Regions from separate parts of the Homo sapiens genome. Here region 1 is linked to region 2. A link is an interaction called in ENCODE POLR2A ChIA-PET data of the cell type or tissue named here. Cell type or tissue: HepG2. All regions are shown on one strand. Region 1 overlaps PLXNB2 (plexin B2). Region 2 overlaps TUBGCP6 (tubulin gamma complex component 6).

Evidence for each region. ChIA-PET counts read pairs that join two places held together with the same protein. Peaks named below come from ENCODE experiments on the same cell type or tissue, not always from the same donor. Only the 100,000 strongest peaks of a DNase experiment are listed, where the experiment ranks them.
Region 1: POLR2A ChIA-PET joins it to region 2 with 5 read pairs; 11 of 35 experiments call an interaction of 5 or more read pairs at or near these places.

Annotation. Positions count from the first base shown.
Region 1 is chr22:50,292,863-50,295,362 of GRCh38, reverse strand. It overlaps PLXNB2 (plexin B2), which reads left to right. Exons shown (of 37, transcript NM_012401.4): 2 at 585-644. Among named protein-coding and RNA genes, the nearest start is that of PLXNB2, 14 kb to the left of the region's middle. In HepG2, a CTCF peak has its summit at 1,916; DNase peaks (open chromatin) are centred at 1,312 and 1,792; H3K4me3 peaks cover 1,274 bases.
Region 2 is chr22:50,240,207-50,242,706 of GRCh38, reverse strand. It overlaps TUBGCP6 (tubulin gamma complex component 6), which reads left to right. Exons shown (of 25, transcript NM_020461.4): 2 at 2,340-2,500. Among named protein-coding and RNA genes, the nearest start is that of TUBGCP6, 3.6 kb to the left of the region's middle. RefSeq lists an enhancer at 1,003-1,302. In HepG2, a CTCF peak has its summit at 1,419 (motif pointing left); DNase peaks (open chromatin) are centred at 936 and 1,406; H3K4me3 peaks cover 642 bases.

The DNA of each region.
Region 1 (2,500 bases), 53 kb before region 2:
AGGGTCATGGGTGTGCGTATTTTTCAGAAAGCAACTTTTTTTTTTTTTTTTTTTTTGAGACGAAGTCAGGCTGGAGTGTAGTGGTGCGATCTCCGCTCACTGCAAGTTCCATCGGCCGGGTTCATGCCATTCTCCTGCCTCAGCCTCCCGAGTAGCTGGGACTACAGCTGCCCGCCACCAGGCCCATCTAATTTTTTTGTATTTTTAGTAGAGACGGGGTTTCACTGTGTTCACCAGGATGGTCTTGATCTCCTGACCTCGTGATCCTCCCGCCTCGGCCTCCCAAAGTGCTGGGATTACAGGCGGGAGCCACCGCACCCGGCCTCAGAAAGCAACTTTTATTTTAAGCAAAGTAATAGCCATACCTAGTTTAAACAGGCAGAAAGCCCCTGACAGAGGGGAGTGCCAGGAGCCCTGGAGGTGTCTGAGGAAGGGGCTGTGCAGGGGCCAGAGGGAAGCCAAAGGCCAGATGGGGTCCTGTGGGATGTTTCTTCCCCCAAGCCCCACCAGCATGGGACAGAGGTGGGGGGCTCCACAGCAGACCGGGCTCCTCTTGTGACCGGCGTCTCTCCTTTGCCTCCTAGAGAATCTCGATGCTGGCCTGGAGCAGAAACTGAGCTGGACCACTGGAGCCTCGGTGAGGGGTCTGTACCCCACCTGGGAAAGGCAGTGGGTGGCTGGGGCTATGTGGACAGGGAGGCCGGAGGTATCTAGAACTGCCATGTGGTGTCTGCAAGGCTCTGTCCAGCCAGGTTTCAACCGTACCTGTCACTCTGCCACCCTTCCCATGGCCTGGCCTGGATGGAAGTGGGGAGCTTCCCTGCCCATGGAGCCGCTGTGAGGCTCCCATGGTTCTCTGAGGCCAAGCTGTTGCTCAGGCCAAGCTTTTGCTCAGGTGGAGTGGTCTGCAGTGAGACTGTGGCACCGGGTTCTGGGACATCAGGGCTGGGAATTGGAGCGTTGGGGGTGTGGTGGGGGGGTGCCTGTGCAGACGCTTTGTGGGCAGCAGCAGCTGGAGTTGCTGTGGCCTGGTCTGGATGGAAGTGGGGAGCTTCCCTGCCCAGCAGCAGCCGGAGTTGCTGTGGCCTCTTGAAAGTGCCCCTCCGAGCTTCAGCCAGGAGGAAGGCACCAGAGGGCCCGAGGAAATCCCCGCCAGCCCCGTAAGTGGGGGTCCCAGGAGGGCTTCAAAACAGGAAGTGCCTGCTGCCCGCCCTCCCTCCTGTTCCAGGAACACAGGCAGCAGGAAGCGTAGCTGGCTGTGCCTGGCGCCTCCTGCGCCGCCGGAGCTTTGCTGCTGGTCCGGTGGGTTGCCCTTTGCTCCTGGGCCTGGGCAGGCAGGTCACCTGAGGCCTTGTTTGTCCAGGAACCAGAAGGCAGCTGCCACCTGTAGGGTGTCACCCCAGCCGCGCCTGCCACCCTGAAAAGCCTGGGCCTGTAGGACCCTGGGAGTCAGGCTTTCCCTGGTGGCACACGGTGGTGTTTATTGAGCACTTAGGGTGTGCCAGCCCCCGGCAGGGACAGGAGAGCCTTCTTCCTGTACCGGGGCCCCTACAGCCCTGGCGGGTGGGTGAGTGTCTTCCCTGGGTGGAAGCTGGGGGACGGCTGAGGGGTGGCTTGTGGGGGCCCAGAGCCATTGCTTTTCCTGGGGCTAGGGGCGCCGCAGGGTTCCCCAGGCTGCCCCACCACGGTCCGGGCCAGATCCGAGGGGACCGTGGGCCCCGCCCCCGCGCTGCCCCCGCATTCCCCTCCCAGCTGCGGGCGCATTCCATTCATTCCCGGGAGCTGCGCCTGGCTGAGGCTGCCTCTGCCACTGCCACCGAGCTGGGCCGGGTGAGCGAGCTGGGCCGGGTGAGCGGGGCTGGGAGGGGAGGGCAGCAGGCCTGGGCGCAGGGCCGAGGGGCCTGGACGTTGCCTGCCCCCGCTGGCGCCACTGGGTGCACTTAGAAGGCGGGGGCCTGCGGGACCTGCCCCCGGGTGGCTGTGGGTAGGGGAGGGGCGCGGCGGGGGTTGGGGAGCCTTCGGGCAGGCGCTGCTCCTCCCTGGTAGGGCCATGGGCTGTGGCTGTAGCCTACGGGCCTCTCCTGGAGGCCTGGGACTCCTGTGCCCTCCTCTCCTCTCCCCTGGACAGGCCACTGAGCCACAGCGGGGGACCCTGGCTGAGCTGGGCATAGAACCCCCTCCACCAGGATCATGCCCAGAGGTTCCCGTGGGCTTGTAGAATCTTCCTGTCTCTCACTAAAGCCAGCATCTTTTCCTGGCTGATCACCCCTATCCTGGTGAAGCCTGGGGTCCCATGGCCCTACCCAGCCTCTCTGCCACCAGTCGGCCAGGAACTCCCTAGCCTGTGGGTGGTCACCTCTCCCAGCGGCTGCTGTGCTCGTGGGCACCTGGGGGGCTCCAGGGGTTGGGCAGCAGCTGAGCACTGAACCCCCAGTGCAGGGAGGGAGTTCTGTGCCGGGCAGGAGCTGCCTGTCTAATGGGTGCACTCCCAGGGAGCAGG
Region 2 (2,500 bases):
TGGATATGTTTTTGCTGTCTGTCGCCTGAGGCTTTACCATGGTACGCTGTAGCTCCTCATTTGAGTTTTGTATTTTATTGCTTTATCAGTGTTGCCAAAAGGATACATTGTTACTAGTCGTTCTATTCTTATGCGATAGCTAGATGATTTAGAAACATACATAATGCTACAGCAAATGTCTTGGTGTACAGCAGTTTTGTTTTTTGTTTTTGAGACAAGTCTTGCTCTGTCGCCCAGGCTGGAGTGCAGTGGTGTGGTCTCGGCTCACTGCAACCTCCATCTCCTGGGTTCAAGCGATTCTCCTGCCTCAGCCTCCTAAGTATCTGGGACTACAGGTGTGCGTCACCACACACAGCTAATTTTTGTATTTTATATGTTTGTATTTTTATTTTTTTATTTTATTTGATTTTTTTTTTTGACACAGTCTCGCTCTGTCGCCCAGGCTCGAGTGCGGTGGCACAATCTTGGCTCACTGCAAGCTCTGCCTCCCAGGTTCACGCCATTCTCCCGCCTCAGCCTCCTGAGTAGCTGGGACTACAGGTGCCTGCCACCACGCCCTGCGAATTTTTTGTATATTTAGTAGAGACGGGGTTTCACCGTGTTAGCCAGGATGGTCTCTATCTCCTCACCTCGTGATCTGCCCGCCTCGGCCTCCCAAAGTGCTGGGATTACAGGCGTGAGCCCGGCCTGATTGTTCTTTTTTTTTTTTTTTTTTTTTTTTTTGAGATGGAGTCTTGTGTAGGGACCAGCCCTACAGGGTCTGTGGGTTTTTCTCTCCATATGCGGAGACCAGAGATGGTAGAAATAAAGACACAAGACAGAGATAGAAGAAAAAACAGCTGGGCCCGGGGGATCACTACCACCAACACGTGGAGACCAGTAGTGGCCCCAAATGCCAGGCTGCGCTGTTATTTATTGGATACAAGGCAAAAGGGGCAGGGTAAGGAGTGTGAGTCATCTCCAATGATAGGTAAGGTCACGTGGGTCACGTGTCAACTGGACAGGGGGCCCTTCCCTGTTTGGCAGCCGAAGCAGAGAGAGAGGAGACAGCTTACACCATTATTTCTGCATTTCAGAGACTTTTAGTACTTTCACTAATTTGCTACTGCTATCTAGAAGGCAGAGCCAGGTGTACAGGATGGAACATGAAAGTGGACTAGGAGTGTGACTGCTGAAGCACAGCATCACAGGGAGACGTTTAGGCCTCTGGATAACTGCGGGTGGGCCTGAGTCATGTCAGGCCCTCCACAAGAGGTGGTGGAGCAGAGTCTTCTCTAACTCCCCCAGGGAAAGGGAGACTCCCTTTCCTGGTCTGCTAAGTAGTGGGTGCTTTTCCTAGGCACTGACGCTACCGCTAGACCAAGGTCCGCTAGGTAATGGGCGTCTTCCCAGGTGCTGCCATTACCACTAGACTAAGGAGCCCTCTAGTGGCCCTGTCTGGGCATGACAGAAGGCTCACACTCTTGTCTTCTGGTCACTTCTCACCTTGCCCCTTCAGCTCCTGTCTCTGTATGGCCTGGTTTCTCGTAAGTTACAATTGTAGAGCGAAGATTATTATAATCTTGGAATAAAGAGCAATTGCTACAAACTAATGATTAATAACGTTCATATATAATCATATTTATGATCTATAGTGTAACTATTCTTGTTCTATATATTTTATTGTACTAGAACAGCTCGTGCCCTCGGTCTCTTGCCTCGGCACCTGGGTGGCTTGCTGCCCACAGTCTTGCTCTGTCGCCCAGACTGGAGTGTGGTGGCGCAATCTCGGCTCACTGCAACCTCCGCTTCCCGGGTTCAAGCAATTCTTCTGCCTCAGCCTCCCGAGTAGCTGGGACCACAGGTGCCCACCACCACGCCTGGCCGATTTTTATATTTTTAGTAGAGACGGGGTTTCACATGCTGGCCAGGCTGGTCTCAAACTCCTGACCTCAGGTGATCCACCTGCCTCAGCCTCCCATAGTGCTGGGATTACAGGCGTGAGCCACTGCGCCTGGCCCCGGTGTACAGTAGTGTTTTAATGTTGAGTGTGATTTTTTTAATTCTGGGTTCCCCACATTGGAATTTCCAGGTCTGAGGCATCTCAAAAAGTTTCACTCTAAGTTCCACTGAGGCTTATGTGTTACATGGAATTGGAAATTGGCAGCCTTGACGACTTATTTTGTTTAATTCCTTAAATGGCTCATTGGTGGGAAACATTGTATGGTACACATGCGCTTGAGAAAAACAGAAGAAACATTTTGTTAGGTCTTTGCATAAAGTTCCTGAAATTCTCATCGCCCTTGGATGAAACGTGGACACAGCAATAAGTGGCGGTTTGCCCTTCCCTGTGTCTCCAGGTCCCACCGAGTGTGGATCAGTGGGAAGACGAAGGATTCCAGTCAGCGTCCAACTTGACTCCTGATTCCCAGTCTGAGCCCAGCGTGACCCCAGACGTGGACCTGTGGGAAGCCGCACTTACCTATGAGGCCAGCAAGCGGAGGTGCTGGGAGCGAGTTGG